2 separate regions of the Homo sapiens genome follow, and region 1 is linked to region 2. Evidence: read pairs that join two places in POLR2A ChIA-PET (ENCODE). Cell type or tissue: MCF 10A. All regions are shown on one strand. Each heading gives the region's core, and the rest is flanking DNA. Links, peaks and the distances in the headings are about the cores only.

Region 1 (11,246 bases), core at 1,716-9,715, 88 kb before region 2:
AAGGAGAGAGGAAATGCTGACATAAAGGCTACACATTTTCCCTTTAGCAATGAAATGCAAATCACTTTAAGTGCAGAGCTCCCTGAGAAGCTGTTAGAAAGGGAAAATATCATTTTTGCCTGTGGACAAAATGATTGGACACCTGCATAAGAGCCTGGTATTCTCATAATACAGAGGTGCTGCCATTTGAAAAGAGAGGGTCATCTACTTCCAATAAAGAATTATCCACACTAGCCCCACTGTAGGGAGTAGGACGGCAGAACTAGACTCTTTGTGCTCCCTTCTCTTCTTAGGTACTATAAAGCTCTGCCCAACTGTGGTCTTGACGCTTTTCCCACGGGCAGTCCCAGGACAGTGCTTGAGCAGTTGAAGCCCTGTTAATGTTATTAGCAAGCTCCTTTTAAAAAGAGAATGAGTACTGAGCTATAAGATTTCATGGGTAGTTGATTCTGGGAGGCTCCTTACATAGTCTGATCTCAGTACCTGCAGGGTGCTTGTTGAGGAGTCCTGCAAAGCACTTGGCAGCAGCGGTGGAAGAAAAGGGGCAGCTGTGGCAGCAGCTCAGTTCCAAAAGCTCCCGCATGAGTTGGTTCAGCTGAGGGATTTCCACCTACAGAAAACCTGGCCATGTAATGGACCCAGAGAACACTTGAACTCCAAGAGAACCAGTACATAGTGGCAGCAGGGACCGGGACGGATGAGAACTAACTTCTCTGGTGGGGGAAGTAAAAGATCAGCTTAGCCTGTGGCAAATTTCAGCCCGGAGTCACCTTGTCAAGGTTAAATAACAGTACTTCCCAAATGTGCTCACTTACATTTCGAGGCAGGGAGCAGACAAAGGCCATAAGCAGTGCAATCAGCCGCCTCTGCCCTGAGGAGCCATCCTATAAAGGAAGGAGAGCCCGATCAAGCCTGCCAGCAATAAGCTTGTCTGCCCCTCTACCCATTCCAGATTAGCCCTAAAAAAAAACCAGCTTGAAGGATGTAAGTTCTAAGACTGTTACCTGGAATGGCTGGAATCTGCTCGGGAAGCTGTTTTCAGGCAGAAAGGACACGTTGCCATCCAAGAAGAGGGGCACAATGTGTGTCACACTCTGGGCAGCTAACCTGGGGGCAGAGTACTAGGTATGACCAAGGAGCTAGGATTCTAAAGCAGCCCTCTCCTCCACAGACGTGCTTTTCAACCTAGGGTTTGAATTAGGATCACCACGTCAATGGGACATGCCCTGATCATTCATGCATTGAACAAATATTAATTTGGCACATATGTGCCAGTAATCATTTCCATTCAGGTTCCCATCTGGGAAGTCAAGGTATATTTTAAAATGCTCTACAGGTAATTCTTAAGCACATCTGCGGCTAAGAACCACTGGCCCTGGCTTCCCACCCTCATAGTCCATGGTGCTAAGAGCCCCTTCCTTTTGTTTTGTCAACAAAACTTACAAGACGATTAACTGCACCACATTTACATATAGGTAAAAGGACAGCTGACAAGGCAGCTACCTGTTGCTTCTTCCTAAGAATGCTATCCTTCTCCCTGGGTTCAAGCCACATCCATGATTATACTTACTCAGGGCTCAGGTGGGTTGTAGCAGTGCCAATGACAGACACCATGGCAGCCAACACCTCATCCTCCAATAGTACTTTTCTCAGAACTGAGGGCTCCTTCTCTGCAAAACACACACACATGCACACAATCACAAGACCATGACGGGTTCAAGAAATGAATGATTGGGTTCTGTCAGCATCACTGACTCTGGGGCTTGACTCTAGCCACGACAGCAGTTCTTAATCTGGTCTCTGGTAGTGCTATAGTCCTGAGAATCAGGGCACCAGAAACAGGAGTGGTCTGACCTGGGGCCACAGAGCGCTCCTGAGAACTCTGCACAGTCTTTAGACTAGGCCAACAGTGGGAAAGAGGGATAGCTAAGATGAACATTCTTAACATAAGAAATAGAAATGTTGTCCCTGGTGTCCCTGGAGATGCAAGGAAAAAAAAATAGTAATGTTGGTCTCTGAAAAAATTAAAAACATAGATTTATCTTCATGGGTCCTTATTATTTATAGCAACTATCATACACTGAGTACTTCCTATGTGGCAGGTACTATACACTAACTTATTTAATCCTTACCAACTACCCTGTGAAACAGTTTTTTTTTTTTTTTTTTTTGAGACAGGAACAGGATCTCGCTCTGTCACCCAGGCTCGAGTGCAGAGGCACAATCATGCCTCACTGCAGCCTTGAACTCCTGGGCTCAGGTGATCCTCCCACCTCAGCCTCTTGAGCAGCTGGGACTATAGGTGTGCACCACTATGTCTGACTATTTGTAGAAACAGGGTCCCCTGTGTTGCCCAGGCTGGTCTCAAACTCCTGGACTCAAGTGATCCTCCCATCTTGGCCTCCTGAAGTGCTGGGATTACAGGTGTGAACCATGGCGCCAGCCTAGACGGTACTCTTTATCTCCATCTTACAAGTGAGGAAATTGAAGCGTGGAAAGGCTGAATATCTTCACCTAAGTTAGCAAGTGGTAGAGTTGAGGATAAAACCCAACCAGGTGGGCTTGACTCCAGAGTCCAATTCTAAGTAAACTAATCACATAGCACTTCATGGGGAAAAGGTGTGCATTCTTTTGAATGTTGCTAACACTAGTGGATTTTGGTTCCTGCCACTGGTCAGGGTGGCACCCTTTGCTATGAAGTGAAATCTCACTCTGAGGACAAAGGATTGAAAATAAACCTCTGATGGTACAAAATACAGTACCACCAATACCCAGAGGGTGGTGCTGTTCAACACCAGCAGAGGGCAAAGTTCCCAAAGGCCAGGAAGGAGAGGTGGAAAGTTACCTGGCATAGAGGCCTGCACAGCCAAGGCAAGCAGGCAAGGTATAGCTGTCTGGTGGAAATACCAGCAACTCTCAGGGTCCTGCTGACATTTTTCTGCCATCTGTCTGAGGCTCTGACAGACAGCAATAACGTCACTGGATTGTGCAACCATATTCCCTGTTGATGAGAAAGTGTTCTCTGTAAGGTTTGCTTAAAAGCACTTTCAGGTGTTTCCAATTACACAGCAGATGAGAGGAACAAAGAAGAGTGACTGAAGGGACCAAGAGTGCCTTATTAAAAAGCTGAGTCACTTTATTCTCCTGGCTGTTCTTTCTGATCTATTCAGACTTCATAGTTGAGACTTGCTCTGTCCCAGGCTCTGCAGCAGAAGCACTTGTATATATTCTCTCCTTATTTTTCATAACAACCTTAGAAGTATCATTTCCCTCACTCTATAGAGAAGGACATGGAGGCACAATGAAATACATGATCAGTGGCTTTTCCAGGGTCACAGGAAGTGCAAAGTCAGGAATCAAGCCCAAGTTATAATCCAAGTCTAGTATTCATTCTACTATGTAACAGCTGCTGGATCAACCACAGTGGGCCTGAATCTACCCACAGGGCAGGCTGCTGTCACTTTTGCATTGGAGCAGTGCTTCTCAAACTCAACAGTCTACGAGTTACCAGGGTACACTGTCAAAATGCAGATTCTGATCAGTGAGGGCCTGAGATTCTGCACTTCTAACAAGCTCCCAGATGTCACCCATGCTGCTGGTTAACAGACCATCTTTTGAGCACCACGGCCTTAGGGTGATGCCTCTCAATTCAGATCCCACATGAAAATTACCTAGGTAATTTTTTTTTTTTTTTTTGGAGACAGGGCTTCACTCCTGTTGCCCAGGTCAGGCTGGAGTGCAATGGAGCGATCTCGGCTTGCTCCAACCTCTGCCTCCCGGGCTCAAAGTGATTCTCCTGCCTTAGCCTCCCAAGTAGCTGGGACTACAGGTGCATGCCACTGCTCCTGGCTAATTTTTGTATTTTTTGTAGAGATGCGGTTTCGCCATGTTGCATCGGCTGGTTAGGTCTCAAACTCTTGAGCTCAAGTGATCCATCAGCCTTGGCCTCCCAAAGTGCTGGGATTACAGGCATGAGCCACCACACCCAGCCCGGCACTTTTTTTTTTCTTTTTTGAGATGGAGTTTCACCCTGTTTGCCCAGGTGTGAGTGCAATGGCATGATCTTGGCTCACTGCAACCTCCGCCTCCCAGGTTCAAACGATTATCCTGCCTCAGCCTCCTGAGTAGCTGGGATTACAGGCGCCTGCCACCATGACCAGATAATTTTTAGTAGAGACGGGATTGCACCATGTTGGTCAGGCTGGTCTCAAACTCCTGACCTTGTGATCCACCCGCCTCAGCCTCCCAAAGTGCTGGGATTATAGGCATGTGCCACTGCGCCCAACCCTTTTTTTCTTTTGAGATAGAGTTTCACTCTATTGCCCAGGCTGGCCAGGCTGGAGTACAGTGGCGCAATCTCAGCTCGCTGCAACCTCCGCCTTGTGGGTTCAAGAGATTCTCCTGCCTCAGCCTCCCCAGTAGCTGGGATTACAGGCGCATGCCACCATGCCCAGCTAATTTTTTGTATTTTTAGTAGAGACTGGGTTTCTCCATGTTGGCTAAGTTGGTCTCAAATTCCTGACCTCAAGTGATCTGCTGGCCTCGGCCTCCCAAAGTGCTGAGATTACAGGCAAGAGCAGCGGCCCTGGCCGGGTACTCTTAATAGTACTGTTGCCTAAGTCCCATCCCTCCTCAGAGACTGATTCAGTTGGACGCAGGCATCAGTATTTTTTTTTTCTTTTAAAAGAGTTGATTCTGTTACTCTTATGTATAGCTACAGCTAGAACCACTGCCTTAGAGACTACAGCTCCCTATTCAGCCCAGTCCGTTGGTGGTTATTCCTAGTAGTTACCTCTGTTCACTTGCCAGAGATGCTGCAGCAGCAGAGGCAGTGTCTCCTTGACGATGCTGGGATGTGTTGATACAGCTGACAAGGCTTGCAGACAGCACAGATGCCGGGAGCATTGGGTGGGCTCATCTCCGTTAGTCAAATTTGACTCCCCTGAAAGCAACCCATGAGACAAAGGTTTACTGTGTGATAGGAAGCACGAAGGCCCCAAAGCCTTGCTGGAAAGGGATGGGCCACAGAGGATTAGAGACACATACCTACACGCAGCTCCTCAGCGAGCTTGGGTACGAGGTGGCTGCTGAAGGCCACAGGGTAGAGAGCAGCCAGGGTTCCTGATGCTTCCAGTGCTGCCACCCTGCTGGAGGCGCAGAGCAGATAAGCATTGGCTGAGCCTGGGCTCACAGCTCTCTTGCCTACGTCTGATATTAGGCAGATTCAGGAGTGTGAGCTCCCAACGCCTCCTTGCTAAAGAGCAGAACTCAAGTACCTACACCACTGAGTTGGACAGGGCTTCTTAAAGCCTAAGAAGAGAGCAGTCCTACATCTCTCCAACTGGTTAGCAGCCAGAGTCTAACACAGAGCTCACCTCCCCTAAGGAGAGCCAAGGGTCAGAAGCACAGAGCCCTGGTCCTAGCTTGATCTTTTGCTGCCAATACAGAGGCAGGGAACAGCTTGCTCTATCTCATTGCTTTAAATTCTCACCAACTCTGGGAATCCTCCTTCAGGAAGCTCAGTCTGTACAGGTGACCCACTGCCAGCTCCAAGTCCTCATAAGATAGGAGATCTGTAGTTAGAAGGGAACATGAATCTCATCTTTCTTCCCCTGCAGCCATCACAACCCTTCTAAGCTCTTATTAGAAATCCCAAATCATCCAGAGTTGCAGTAAGAAGAGGATAGTAAGGCTGCTTTTCACCAAGGCAGTCTTACAAGAAAAGGACCAATATTTTCCTCTTCTCTTTCCCTTAAGATGTACCTGGCTGGGCACCCAAGACTGTCAGTGTACGGATGCCAACAAGCTGAAGCTGGGTGCTGGGGTCTGTTAGAGCCATGAATACCAGTGAGCACAGCTGGTCCTTGAAGCCATTCAGAGGCCTTTGATCTAGGGAAGAGACAGAGGCCAGGTTAGAAGGAAGCCACTGCATTCCATATCCCTGACTAAGCTGTGATACACAGCCAACCTGGGGTAGATTTTTTTTTTGAGACAAGGCCTCTGTTGCCCAGGCTGGAGTGCAGTGGCGTAATCTCGGATCACTGCAGCCTCTGCCTCCCAGGTTCAAGCCATTCTCCTGCCTCAGCCTCCCGAGTAGCTGGAATTACAGGCATGTGCCAACAGGCCTGGCTAATTTTTGTATTTTTAGTAGAGACAGGGTTTCACCATATTGGCCAGGCTGGTCTCGAACTCCTAACCTCAAGTTTTCCGCCTGCCTTAGCCTACCAAAGTGCTGGGATTATAGGTGTGAGCCACCATGCCCCGCCTCCTGGGGCAGATTTAAAGAGCTTAATCCATTGGGTATCCAGAAAGCACACTGAGAAAAATAAACAGATCTCATCCATCTCATCTGTTAAGTGTTCTCTTGTGCTACAACCTCAGAATAGGACCACTGTTCTAGACTACTTTTCCACAGCACTCTTTGCCCTGCTATCCTTTATAGGCTGAAGTGTTCAACAGTCCCCAGAGCACTGCAATGGAAGGCAACCTCACCTTTGTCTTCATAGCTCCATTTCTGCTGCAGCTTCAAGAAACCCAGGAGCATTTCAAGGATTGTCCGCCGCTGGCTGCTCTGTAACGTTTCAAGGGGTACTAGAGTCAAAGAATATTTTAAAGGATTTCAATCCTGCTACTCTGGATATAGGGAAAATTCTTTCTTTCTTCCAAGAGATGGGGGTTTTGCTATGCCACAGCCAGGCTGGAATACAGTAGCATGATTATAGCTCCCTGCAGCCCCGACCTCCTAGGTTCAAGTGATTCTCTCGCCTCAGCCTCTTGAGTAGCTGGGACTACAGATGCGTGCCACCTTATCCAGCTAATTTTTTTTTTTTTTTTTTGTAGAGATGTGGTCTTGTCTTGTTGCCCAAGCTGGTCTTTAAATCCTAGCCTCAAGTGATTGTCCTGCCTTGGTCTCCTAAAGTGCTGGGATTACAGGCATGAACCAGCATGTCCTGCTTGGCTAATTTAAAAAAAATTTTTTTTTTTTTAGAGATGGGATCTCACTTTGTTGCCCAGGCTGATCTTGAACTCCTGGCTTCAAGCTATCCTCCTGTCTTGGGAGAATGATCCTTTTATGTATGAGACAGGGAAAAAGTGAGTAAGGGAAGCAGCAGCAGCAGCTAATGGGAGCAAAACCCAAGGTCTACTATGTTGGCCCAAGCTAAAACTTAGCTCACTCTCTGAGAAAGGGAACCTAGCACACAGGTCCCATCATTTCCCCCAAAGATTCTGCTCCCTTACCTGACTGTGCTTGTGGAACTGTTCCAGCAGTAAAGGCAGTACATTGCTGGTGACAGAGTCACAGGCCCGGGCAGATGCACCTGCAGCTGCCTGCAACAGCTTGGCACTAGGCCACACCAGTTTCATGTCCGGTTCACACAGGTGGTGCCTGCAGTCTAGAGAAGCAGCACATCACAGAGCTGGGGAGGAGGCCAAATGGTGCCTGACTCCCCTACAGTCCACAGAGGTTGGAGACTGAGACCCATGACAGTTTGCAAGCAGTTAACACTCAAATTGTTTTCAATTCAAAGTAGGGCTATCGCCCCCAAATCACCAAATATGTTGGGACTAAACAATAAAGGTCACTGGCCCTTAAGGAATGTCATTTGTTTTTTTTTTAGAGATGGAGTTTTGCTCTCGTTGCCCAAGCTGGAGTGCAGTGGCGCAATCTCAGCTCACCGCAACCTCTGCCTTTTCAAGCGATTCTCCTGCCTCAGCCTCCCGAGTAGCTGGGATTACAGGCGTCCACCACCACGCCCGGCTAATTTTTGTATTTTTAGTAGAGACGAGGTTTCACCATGTTGGCCAGGCTGGTCTTTAACTCCTGACCTCAGGTGATCCACCCGCCTCGGCCTCCTAAAGTGCAGGGATTACAGGCGTGAGCCACCGCACCCAGGCAAGGAATGTCGTTTCTATTGTGCTCACTCCCCTTCCTGGCTGCCACGGCCCCATTACCCTGTAGAATGTTGCTAAGGAAGGAGTCAAGGAGGTCCTCAGCATCAGCCCTCAGCACAGAGCGAGACAAACACGCAGTCAGGGAGTGGAGGGCCGCCAGGCCCTCTGCCTCCACCCGCTCACTTGCCGTCTGGAACACCTGTCAGGGAGGGATCCCATGGCTACTGAGGTGAGCCTGCACCAGATGAGACCCCACCAATCCACTGCCTATTTCCTTGTTGGAGAGGGGAGTGAGAACCTCTAGGACACAGAAATGGAAATTAACACCCCAACTGAGTGTCTTCTCAATTGGTGTGTTCTTACCAAGTCCTTAGTCACACTCAGGACAGAGACACATACTTTCTGAGAAACAAAAAGCCAACTCTGAGCAGTGGCTCTGCTCACCTTTCTATTCACCATGGTGCCAAAGGCACCATGACCTGCACTCCTTGCCACAGAAGGACAAGAAGTGGGTAATGTGCAAAGGTGATCAGCTGCTCTTACCAAGCAGCTGACCGTCACATAGGGACTCTCTCTCTTGTCATTCAACTAGAATTATGTCCCCCTACTTGCCTCCTGAATAACCAGGCATTATATCTTGGCCCTGGGGATGACAGAGGGAAAAGGACAGGATGTATTATTTCCCCTCATGCCTGACAATTGAAAGTTAACAGTAGTGAGTTTATCTGAGTGACACTCACCTCTCTGCGGATAGAAGCCCAAAGGCTGGGGAGGAAGTCCTTCAGTTCCTTCTGTCCATACACAGCACAGCAAGCATTCTGCCAAGGAAACCGCTGCTATCAGTTATGTACACACTCAGACACCCTAGGATGTGCAGGTACCTCAGCATAATGGCACCTGAAGGAGCCCTGGTCTCAGCAGAAAAACCAGTTAAGATTTTTAACAGTCCTACTAAGGGAACAGAGAAGTAGGAGATAACCCTGGTTGATAAAATAGAAGCCTAAAGAGGGAGTCCTGGTCAGCCTTTCCTCAGTTACTATGGGATGGGGGATGGGACACGACGATATGCAGCTGGGGGCTTCAGGTCGACACAAAGGCCCAAATCCTGGGTATCCTCTTCTGAGGCCCATGAACTGTTCCTTGGCTATCCTAGAATCTATATCCTTTAGGACCCCTAACTTGTCAAAAGGTAGCTGGGTCCTGCAAGGAGAAAAATCACTCACCAGAGTCTGTAGAGAATCCAACTTGGCACTCAGAACCTCAGAATCCACTTTCTCAATCAACAGGGGCAGCAGAAACTGTGGGACAGAAGGAAGATCTTAAGCCTGAGATGGGTGGTGTGTCAGTCACATCAAGGTCAACCCTGTCCTTGCCATCAGTCCCTAAAAGCAGGTACTACATCAAGGAGCTGTACTCAAGTCAGGAGCTATGAATGTAAGCTAACCTTCCTGCCAAGCAGTGACCAGAGCCCCACTACCTCAAAAACAGGCAAGTTGACAAAGTTACAGGATTTTAAAAGACAGCACCATATAGGGATTGGGTTTATTTATTTTTTTGTGTAGCGGAGACGAGGTCTCCCTATGTTGCCCAGGCTGGATTTGAACTCCTGGGTTTAAGTGATCCTTTCCACTCAGACTCCTCCTGAGTAGCTGGAACTATAGGTGTGTGCCACTGAATCCAGCTCTGGATTATGAAGAGATGGTAAAGTTTTCTACATCGAAGGTCTGAAGATACCTGCCACACAAGACACTTGCAGGGTGTCATGCCCTAAAATGTATACCAGATATTTTTTTCTCCATGCTTTTACTGCTCTTTCTTCAGAGCCATCTATGGGCAGAGGCTATATACCCTAACCTTGGCTAGACCCACCTCAGCAAATCGTGGTGTAGAAGCCAGCACAGCGCGAAGACTCAGGATGAGGTCTTCTCTCTGGATACCATGGGGATCATTAGGTGGCTGGAAAAGGGAGAAGGGCTGTGGGTTTGTGTAACATTTCAGACCACCTTGAACACAGGCTCGAACCTGGTAACCCTGCAGAACAGGGTGATACTCATACCCAATCAGGGAAGATAGTAAGATAATGAGGCCCCAGCAAGAAGACTTGCTTGATCTTAGGTACTCCTTGGGAACTTTTGTCTTTAGGCATTTTAAAAAATCTGATTACACATTTTCTATCATTTCACCACTCAGAAATAAGCATGCTTAACTTTCTGGTGTATTCCTTTCTTCGCTGATATATATTGTTACTATGTGCTAGTATATACTGTTTCCATATAAAATATATATATACTTAAAAATCATTTTGTACATGTGGTTTTTAATTTTTTTCACTTAACATATTAAGAACATTTTTATGGTATTATTCTTTCATAGCATTAGTTTTAGTGGCTATGATTTCATTTTGTGGTTGTACCAGTTTATCTAGATAATTCCTTGTTGATGGACATTTCCATTTTTTTCACCCTTATAAAAAGCTGTAATTCTGAAAACAGAAAGCCTTGATGGTTTCTGTACCAAGACGACAGACTGAAAACATATATCAGGTTTTCCTTTTCCTCTTTGCAAACTCCACCAAAAACATAGTAAAAGAAGGGATTTACTATTATTATTATTATTTTTTTTTGAGACAGAGTCTCACTCTGTCACCCATGCTGGATTGCAGTGGCTTGATCCTAGCTCAGTGCAACCTCCACCTCCTAGGTTCAAGTGATTCTCATGTCTCAACCTCCCAAGTAGCTGGGGTTACAGGCGCACCAACACACCTGGCTAATTTTTATATATTTTTTGTAGACATGGGGTTTCATCATGTTGGCCAGGCTGGTCTGGAACTCCTGACCTCGAATGATCCACCCACCTCAGCCTCCCGAAGTGCTGGGATTACAGGCGTAAGCCACCGAACCTGGCCTGGTTTCTGTTTTCATGACTGGACTTTGATAGAAAAGATAAAACTGTGGAATTCTCTTATAAAGTAACAAAAAGACAGAGGTACAAAATAGAAAACAAAAGGTCAGAAAATCAGAGGTCCAACAGAAGATTAATGAGAGTTCCAAAATGAAGGAACAGAGAAAAGAGAGAGGAAGAAATCATCAATTAAAGAATTCAAGAAAAATTTACAGGACTAATGGACACGGGTTACCAGATTGACAGGGCCTACTAAGTACCCAACACAGTACATGAAATAGACCAATACTAAGGCACATCACTGTGAAGTTTCAATGTATCGGGGTGAACCAAACATCAGTTTATAGAGAGGAAGAAAAAAATGGTAAATACAAAAGTTTATGAAACAGAAGAAATTCAGACTTCTCCACAGCAAATGAAAACTAGATAACTAGGCTTATTTATTTATTTGA
Region 2 (9,819 bases), core at 111-8,110:
GTGGCTCACTTATTCCAGTCCCTGAAGTCACAAGAACCATCTCCTGGGGTCTGAGATCAAGAATTGAAGGAGGGGCCAGCCCGCTGCAGACCTCTCCCCTGCCTCCGCCTGCCTCCCTGCTGCTGCAGGAGCTGTAACTCCTCCACCCCTCCCCACCTGCTCACGGCGCCTCGGTCAGTTCCTTTCTCAATTCAGCAGGTACTTGCTGAGAACCGCGCTGGGCCAGGCACTGTGTGAGGCAGTGGGATCTATTCAGCTAGGGTCTGCCATCCTTCCTTGTGTTTTTGGAATCTCCTCTTCTGTGTAGCCATCCTGAGTTCAGCAGTGTGAATTGAGTGGTGGGAGTAAACACACACACACGCATACACACTCACACTCATAGATGCACACCAGCTCTGGGCAACTTGGAGAGGACCTTAAATGCTCTGTCTCCCACTCTCCTTTCGGTGCCCTCCCTTGGGGTGATATCACCAGACACCATTCATTATTGAGGCCAAACCACAGCATCCACCATCATTATCCTCCTCCAGCCCAGACGTAGTGCCCTCTTGCTCTCTTCCCTCCCAAATCAGCTCTCAGCAGCACCTCTGGAGACCATGTGTTGAACTGTTTGTTAAGATGTGGCTGGGCATGCCATTTCCACTCCTGTTTTGCTGTGTTTACAAATAGGTTCTTAAGTCAGATCAAGTACATACCCCAGCCCAGCCCCTGTAACTGGTTCCATGGGTGTGAGGTAGGCCCTGAGAATCTGTCTTTTGAACCAGCACCCCAGGAGATCCTAATACGGGAGGTTTCGACAACTCTTTGGGACCCTAGCCTTTGCCTCTATACACAGACATATACATTCTCTGCTCAATCACAAATGTTGGCCAGGCATGGTGGCTCACACCTGTAATCCTAGCACTTCGGGAGGCCGAGACAGGAGGATCCCTTGAGCCCAGGAGTTCGAGACCAGCCTGGGCAACATAGGGAGACCTCTCTATTAAAAAAAAAAAAAAAGTTTAAACAAAAAATGTCTTTTGGTGTCCTCTGCCCAGCACAATTGCGGAAACGCATGCTTTTTGTGGGTGTGTTGCTCTGCTGCCTCCCCGTGCAGGTTGTATGCCTTTGTCAGCTTCATTAAGGACAGGAACCATTTCTGTTACTCTGTCTTTGACCTGAAGCTTATCTAGGACAGGAGATGTAAGTAGAAGCTACTAAATGCTCCTGCTGCTGAAACCAGCAGAGCCTGCCTGGCCCTGGACAAAGCCTCCAGGAGCTGTCAGTAACTGATATCCTACAGGGTATGGGCTTAGCAAGTCAGCACCACCGTCGGCTCCCCAAACTCTTCCCACTTTTCCATGGCTGCACCCCAGAACTCCAAGTATCCTCTTTCCTTATTAACAACTTTTATGGTATTATTCTTATTATTAAAGTAATACATTCTTATTGTAGAAAACTTGGAAAATATAAACCAAGAAGAAATCATCGGTAACTGCCAATGAAATATAACCACTGTTTACATTTTGATATAAATTCTTCCAGCCTTTTTTCTCTTTTAAAGACCAGGTCTTACTCTGTCGCCCAGTCTGGAGTATAGTGGCGTAATCATAGCTCATCACTGCAGCCTTGACCTTCTGGGCTCAAGTTATCCTCCCGCCTCAGTCTCCCAAAGTGCGGGGGTTATAGGTGCGAGCCACTGTGCTCAGCCCTCCTGTCTTTTTAATATATATAATTATACAGCTGAGCACTTTGGGAGGCAGAAGAAGGAGGATCACTTGAAGACAGGAGGAGTTTGAGACCAGCCTGGGCAACATGGCGAGACCCCATCTCTAAAAAAAAAAAAAATTTTTTTTAAATTATCCAGTCATGGTGGTACATGCCTATAATCACAGCTCCTCAGGAGGCGGAGGTGGGAGCATCGCTTGAGCCCAGGAGGTTGAGGCTGCAGTGAGCTATGATCACATGGCCTGAGTGATAGAGCCAGACCCCGTCTAAAAACAAACAAAAAATAATAATTATACACCCTTTTTTTTTTTTTTTTTTTTGAAACACAGTCTCGTTCTGTGACCCAGGCTGGAGTGCAGTGGTGCAATCTTGGCTCACTGCAACCTCCGCCTCCTCAGTTCAAGCAATTCTCCTGCCTCAAGCTCCCAAGTAGTTGGGACTGCAGGCGCGCACCACCAAGCCTGGCTAATTTTTGTATCTTTGTATTTTTGTAGAGATGGGTTTTTACCATGTTGTCCCAGCTGGTCTTGAACTCCTCACCTCAAGTGATCTGCCTGCCTCAGCCTCCCAAAGTTCTGGGATTACAGGGGTGAACCACCACACCTGGCCAATACATACTTTTTTTGAATCAAAAGCTGGAGCACTGTGCGCTTGCTGTTTGAGACCTTTTTTCACTGTATGGTGGACGTTTTCCCGTGTTAGCATCCTACCTCACCATCACAGAGTGGCTGCCGCTGATGCCTCGAGTGGATGCCCATATTTTATGTAGCCTTTCTCCTGGCCATGTGCATTAGGTTGTTCCTAGCTTTAACCTGTTAAAAAGGTGCTGAGTTAAACAGCTTTGTAGATAAGTCTTCACCACACACTTGTGATTATTTTCTTCGAATAAATTATTAGAACCAAATAGGTGAGCCAAAGAGATGGACATTTTTAAGTTTCTCAGTACCTCGCAGAGGCGTGCACCAATTTGTGCAGCATATGAATGTTCACACTTTCCACTGCCCAACTTTTTTGACTCCATACAGTATCTTTTTGTTTTTGTTTTCCATTTTTCTGAGATGGAGTTTCACTCTTGTTGCCCAGGCTGGAGTGCAATGGCATGATCTCAGCTCACTGCAACCTCCATCTCCCGGGTTCAGGCAGTTCTCCTGCCTCAGCCTCCTGAGTAGCTGGGATTACAGGCATGTGCCACCATGCCCGGCTAATTTTTGTATTTTTAGTAGAGATGAGGTTTCACCATGTTGGTCAGGCTTTCTCGAACTCCTGACCTCAGGTGATCCACCTGCCTCAGCCTCCAAAAGTGCTGGGATTACAGGCGTGAGCCACCGCGGCCAGCCAATATCTTTTTAAGTAAATGAAATTAATATGTTCATCATCGACTTGTCTATATGCTTAGATGAAAAACTTCCTTTTCTGTGTTTGTCTGTATCAGTGGCTAAGATTGTAAGCACCCGTGTATAGGGCTGCAAATGTTTGGGCATGTCTCCTATACACACTTACCTCTGGGCCTGGAGAACTTGGTGAGTTGTTTTTGTACAGCGTTTGACCCACTGATGAAGAGAGCCAACACCAGCCCAGAGGTGCTGCGGCTGCCCTCTGCTGGCTCTGAGGTGCAGTGATGACTGAGAAGGCAACGGTTGGACTCCTGGGCTCAGCTTACATTAACCCTGCCTGCCCCCTCCCCCTCACCAGCCCATTGTAAGATTTTCAGCCACAGAGGCCCTACCTGGAGGGTGAGGAGTTTGTCACCGCTGTATCCTGGGTCACTGCATTAATTAGGCGCTGTTAATACTTGCAGAGGCTCACTCACAGTAACTGTCAGTGGGAGAGAAGCATAGAAGTGACTGCTAGCAAAGCTGGCTGCTGTTGTGTAGCGGGGAGGGGACCCTGAAGGCTACTCTGGGGGAGCTTGAGAGGTTTGCAAGCCAAGGCAGCATCCTTCAGGCACGTGTGTGGCCTCCTGAGGTGATGACTTTGAAAGGGGCCACCATGGAGCTGTGTTTATTTTAAAGGTCAGTTCTTTAGTCTTCTCAAGAGAAAATGAGATGCATGGACACAGTTACAGCTCAGGTGTCCTTGTAGTCACAGTCCAGCAACCTCACTTGTTGGGCATAGAGCCCAAAAGTGAACATTTTATTTTTTTGTTTGTTTTCGTTTTTTTTTTTTTTTCTGAGATGGAGTCTCACTCTTGTCACCCAGGCTGGAGTACAGTGACATGATCTCAGCTCACTGCTACCTCCGTCTCTGGGGTTCAAGTGATTCTCCTGCCTCACCTCCATAATAGCTGGGATTACAGGTGCCCACCACCACTCCCAGATAATTTTTGTATTTTTAGTAGATATGGTGTTTTTCCATGTTGACCAGGCTGGTCTCGAACTCCTGGACTCAAGCGATCCACCTGCCTCGGCCTCCCAAAGTTCTGGGATTACCTGCGTGAGCCACTGTGCCTGACCATTTATTTATTTATTTATTTATGAGACAGGGTCTCACTGTGTCACCCAGGCTGGGGTGCAGTGGTGCAGTCATAGTTCACTGCAGCCTTGACCTCCTGGGCTCAAGTGACCCTCCCATCTCAGCCTCCCGAGTAGCTGGGACTACAGGTGCATGCCACCACACCTGGCTAATTTTTTTTATTTTTTGTAGAGACGAGTGGTCTTGCTTTGTTGCCCAGGCTGATCGTGACCTCCTGGCCTTAAGTGATCCTTCCACCTCAGCTTCCCAAAGTGCTGGGATTATAGGTGTCAGCCACCATGCTGGCCAAACAGTGAACATTTTTAAATGTCACAAAGCCTGGTCTCTTTCTTCTGTGGGAAGCCTCTTTTGTAGACAGTGCTGACAGCTTGGTCGTGCCCTTTCTCAACCCTTGGTAGATTAGGAGTGGTCCATGAGCTGGGCCTGCCCTCTCCCCATGTTAGGAGCAGCAGACAGACGAGACCAGTAAGAAGTGCAATCTGGCAAAGAGGAAGGAGGCAGGGAAACTGTAGAATCAGCTCAAGAATTTAAAATGCCATTGAAGCTAAACAGCTGTTTAGGGAAGAGGCAGAAGTCCCATACCCAAGGATCCCTGAGGGAGTCACTGTATAATGATTGTGACTCCTGGTGGATCAAAGCTCTCATTAGGGGGTCATCCCTGCTAAATAATGAAAGAGAAAAGGAGTCCAGAAATCATGAAATGGAGCAACTTCCTTGGTCAAGGCATAAACACCTCCAGGCTAAACTTCATAAAAAATATCTAGATGAAATTGTAACCTTCAGTTTCTTCAGTGTCTCCTTTCTGTCCCTCATATTTAAGCCTTTGATTAACCTGGTTTTGATTTTTGTGGCTCACGTGAGGTGGGGATTGGAGTTCATGTTTCCATCATAGTCCCAGTGTAGCAGGACGAGCCACAGACAAAACCTCTCAGACACCGAGTTGTAGAAGGAAGGGCTTTATTCAGCTGGGAGCATCGGCAAGCTACTGCCTTAAAATCCGAGCTCCCCAAATGCACAATTTCTATCCCTTTTAAGGGCTCACAACACTAAAGATTTCACATGAAAGGGTTGTGATTGATTTGAGCAAGCAGGTGGTACGTGACGGGCTGCATGCACCGGTGGTCAGAGAGAAACAGAACAGGGCAGGGAGTTTCGCAGTGTTCTTCTATACAATGTCTGGAATCTATGAATGACATCGGTTTCTAAGTTATGAGTTGAGTTTTAACTGCTGGGTTTAGGCCAGGCAGGCCAGGCGTGGTTTCGGGCCTGGCGCTGGGCTGCCTGTCTTTGGTTTTACTTCCTTGTTGTTTTTTCTTAAAATGGGTACTGAGTATAAAACCATATAAAACAATATGAGAGGGTCTCTCTCTTCCCTCATTTCCCCCCTTTGAGACTCTCACTTTTTATTAGTGGGAGTTCTCACTCTTATTTTTGCTACTTATGTCTTTTTGTGCAATAGATTGATAGTGATTTATATAGTATGCTTGTGCTGAAGCATTTTGGTGAACTAAGGTAGTGACGAAGTTTTTTATCATTTGGAGAAATACAGGTATCAGACAAGGGAGCAGTAAGCAGGTTCCTATTACTATTATTACTCTTATTATAAGAGTTTTAAATTCTTCTATTGCTGGGAACCAATTTCCAAACATGGCTCCCAGATTGAGTCCATGCCACACTTGCATGGGGGCATGTGCCAGTTTTGTTATATCTTTAACTATATCCTCAACTACTTGCCTGTGATCATCTATGTGTAGACAACAATTAGTAAGGTTAAATTTTTCACAAACACCTTCTTCAGCTGCTAGCAAGTACTCAAGAGCTAGTCTATTTTGATAGATAGCATTTCTCATCAGAGTCTCTTGCCAGGCAAGAACAGTCAAGTCTTGACCGGTTTTATTAGTAATAATTTCTAAAACAGCTTGTAACTGTGTGATTCGGTTGAGCATGTAGATGGGGGTTCAATATCCCCATGAGCCATCTTGTGCCAAAGTGGCTGGTCCATAGTATTATATGATTTTTTCAGGGGGCCATTTATCATCTTTCCAATCACCTATGGCTATGCTTCGTTTTTCGCGGGAAGCATAGACTGGGAAGCCCAGAAGTTTACCTGTTTTTATGGGCAGTAAGAAGAAAGATGACTTAATGGTGCCAATTACACAGCTACCTGTCCACTGATCAGGCAGCTTAGCATAAGCTCTGTGTCCACATATCCAGTATAACCTGGCGGGGGCCGTCCAGTCCCAGTGGAATTCTGGGTGGGCCCAAACAGTCTGCAACTTTGGAAATTTACTGAATGGATTTCTTTCTGTGTAATTGGAACTCCACCATGTAACTGTTTTTGTGGTACCATTTTACAGCTTTTGCCCAAGACAACTAAGCCGCCCTACAGGATGAGTGAATCCTTTTCCTTCTCTAGCTATGCAATACTGTCCAATAATTGAGACTTTTAGAACCCAAAAATTGTCAGGGTGGTTCTTTGGGGCTAAGAATTCATCAGGAACTGGGTCTGTAGGAACTAAGTGTCGGACTTCCCATGGCCATTGATCTCCTGTTACGGTTCCAACACAAATATAACATGAGGTGACTTGTAGAGACTGGGCTACATGTTTGGCTAATTGCAAAAATAAATTTTTAGTTTTTCCTGGAATCTCAAGTACTGGCACATTTAGTTCATCATAGAAAGTCTGAAATACTGTTTCTGGAGAGCGTTTTTGAACCTCTCTTTTTATTAGGATGCTTACACTAGGATCTAGTCCTTTTCCATCAATGCCTAATGTTGCATGTTTTTTTTTTAATTCCACTTTGGGTCTGAGGGGTTTGTGATTATCAATTCTAAAAGGTTGCAGCTCCCACTCGTGCAGGAGGGGCTGACTTTTCCTTTTTGGAGCTAAACAGGATCTTTTTTATCTTCTTTTCAAGTAGCCCAAATGACACAAGACCAGTACTGACACATCTCACATAAATATGATTCTTGACAGATATACTTATTTTTTTTTACTGTGTAACTTTTTTTTCCAATTTAGAGAACCGCATCCTATTCTATGCTGCTTACTATCAATAGTGGCACAAGCATCAAATTTTAAGGTTACATTTTTGGGACCCCTCTTTCTTCTGTTCTAGCTGTTACCTTACTTGTGTCACCTAGAAAAGGACCAGTCCTTAATTTTATTTTAAAAACTGTGATCATGGGAGGCTTAAAATGGGTCATAACACACATCAGGTTGGTTATTTCCTGGGCTACATACCTTGGATAGAATAGCATTATACAAACAAGTTTCTTTTAGAGTCCTGGTACACTTATAATAATCATAAAATAATAGGACTGTGGCAATCTTTTGTCTTACCTCAGTGACTTGATATATATACTGGAAACAGTTCTCAGTCTGAGAAAGGTCAGTTGAAGTCCTTACTGTACAAGTCTAAATTTTAAGGAAAATGAGTCCTGTGATGAGTTTCCTCATGCTTCGGCCGTGCGTGGACCAGTCAGCTTCTGGGTGTGACTGGAGCAGGGCTTGTCGTCTTCTTCAGAGTCACTTTGCAGGGGTTGGCGAAGCTGCTCCCATCCACGTACAGCTCCCAGTCTACTGATGTTTAAGGGTGGTCTTGGTGGTTGGGCCTACTAGAATAAACTGAATCCAATACTTCTACACAGTTATGTTTAACTGGGCTCTCTGATACCAGGAGTAAGGTGGCGGGGTTAGGGTGTTGCAAACTTCAATGGTTATGCGGGGATCTTCACAGAGCAAGCTTTGGTATCTAGTTAGTCTAGCATTCGTTAGCTAATGATGTCCTTTGGTATTTATTAAAGTCACCACAGCCTGGGCATACTTTAGGTTTTGCTTAAGAGTTAGCTTATCTGCTTCTTGTGCTAACAGGGCCGTTGCTACCAGGGCCTTTGGACGTGGGGGCAGCCTTTGGAAACCCCATCTAGTTGTTTTGAGAGATAGACCACTGCCCTTGGCCAGGACCCTACAGTCTGGGTTAAAACTCCAACTGCCATTTTTTCTCTTTCTGACACATAGAGTGTAAAGAGTTTTGTCAAGTCAGGTAGCCTCAGGGCTGGGGCCGACATGAATTTTTTTTTTTTTTTAACTCATGAAAAGCTCTTGCTGTTGGGTGTAATAGATGTAGTTTATCTAATTTACATTTTTATTGACTGTCATTTACCAAAATACTGACTTAAATCTTTTAACTATTTGATTTTAAGCTTTAAATTGATCTGGTATTCCTTGCGGGGCTTCGATTGCATCTAAATAGATGTGAGAGTTGAAAGACCTATAAGGGGCTTCTCTCGTTTTACGATGTCTTATTATTTTTTTTCTTCCTCTGGTTGATGAAATGCCAGGGTGAAAGGGATAGCCAAATGGACTAAAGCACAAGTGCCACTCTAGTTATTCAGCAGAGTGCCCAGTAAAGGTCCACCACAATACCACCACGCATCCGCTCGGGGATGAACAAGGGCTGACTGATTGATAAGCTCTTGAAAATTCTTAAGCTTGCTGCATCCCTTCAGGTCTCCACGGAATGCTAAGTCTCCTCCCTGCCATGAGAGACACGAAGTGAACTTAGTGTTGGGAGACGGAAGCTGGATGGCCCTCGGGGGCTGACCCACAGGGACTTCGGGATATAGCAGAGAGAGCTTGGCATGACTTATTACTCCAGGCTGTAGAATTCTGGAAAAGAGCTACCATGCAGCCCACGCCTGGTCGACTGGAGGACCACCTTAGTGGAAGGGGGACAATCAGGGCCTCTGGCCTGCCATGTGCACAAGCATAACAATTGCATTTGTTTAAAGTGCAGATGGAATATTTGATCCATTTCAACCAGGCATTTGCATCTTGGTGTGCTGTCTTAATTGCCAAAGTTTGTTTTAAGTCTAACTTTTATGATCCTCTAGTAAAATGAATGTTTCCTTTAGCACCAATTTTTACTAGTTTTTAGACCAAAGAAAACTCAACACCATTTTATATTTAATAATATTTCTTGTATGATTTTTATACCAGAGAAGCTAAATTTTACCTTTATATTAGTGTGTTATTAATATTAAACTTAATTTTAATAAAACCTTGTAGACATATTTATCCAATTTTTCATGTTTGACCATAAGGTAAGATTTTATAGACTCTTTTTAACCTTTTATAATTTTTGTAAAAGAGCAGGTTGATGCTTAAAGAAAAACCTGTTGCATTTTTACTTTAATGTCCAGTTCACCGAAAAACTGGATGATACCTTTTTAACTTTAGCTAATATGTTTACACACAGAATTTTCTTTATAATTAACGTTTTAAAACTTGCTTAAACTTTTAAAACATTAATTTTTTTAATCTTTTAATGTAGATAAAAATCCACATTTTTATGCCCCTTTATAATCTTTTTACCAAAAGTATATTTTACTTTTCTCATACACCTTGCACATAAACTGTTTTTTTTAATAGTCTTCAGGAGGCCTTATTACTTTTAAATTATACAACATTTTTTGCATAAATTTTTTATAACATTTTTTCTTTCATGACTTTCACCAGCAATTCTTTAACATGTTTCAACTTTTTGACTTGTTACAAACATTTTTTTTTTCTTTAAACAACCACTTAATTTATTTCAGGACAAGAATTTACCATATAACACTCTTTACATAAATTC

Evidence for each region. ChIA-PET counts read pairs that join two places held together with the same protein. Peaks named below come from ENCODE experiments on the same cell type or tissue, not always from the same donor. Only the 100,000 strongest peaks of a DNase experiment are listed, where the experiment ranks them.
Region 1: POLR2A ChIA-PET joins it to region 2 with 37 read pairs; 12 of 35 experiments call an interaction of 5 or more read pairs at or near these places.

The regions. Positions count from the first base shown.
Region 1 is chr10:97,461,013-97,472,258 of GRCh38, forward strand. It overlaps MMS19 (MMS19 cytosolic iron-sulfur assembly component), which reads right to left. Exons shown (of 31, transcript NM_022362.5): 9 at 9,763-9,849; 10 at 9,117-9,191; 11 at 8,634-8,711; 12 at 7,954-8,092; 13 at 7,240-7,394; 14 at 6,493-6,571; 15 at 5,764-5,889; 16 at 5,492-5,573; 17 at 5,047-5,147; 18 at 4,793-4,942; 19 at 2,846-3,001; 20 at 1,571-1,670; 21 at 1,005-1,107; 22 at 816-884; 1 more. Among named protein-coding and RNA genes, the nearest start is that of ZDHHC16, 20 kb to the left of the region's middle. In MCF 10A, for the core only: a CTCF peak has its summit at 2,799 (motif pointing right); DNase peaks (open chromatin) are centred at 2,819 and 5,949.
Region 2 is chr10:97,550,387-97,560,205 of GRCh38, forward strand. All of the region lies in intron 1 of UBTD1 (ubiquitin domain containing 1), which reads left to right. LOC124902488 (a long non-coding RNA gene) reads right to left here. Exons shown (of 3, transcript XR_007062259.1): 2 at 3,434-3,522. Among named protein-coding and RNA genes, the nearest start is that of ANKRD2, 17 kb to the right of the region's middle. RefSeq lists enhancers at 996-1,496, 3,288-3,789 and a silencer at 3,339-3,418. In MCF 10A, for the core only: a CTCF peak has its summit at 3,308 (motif pointing left); a DNase peak (open chromatin) is centred at 3,285.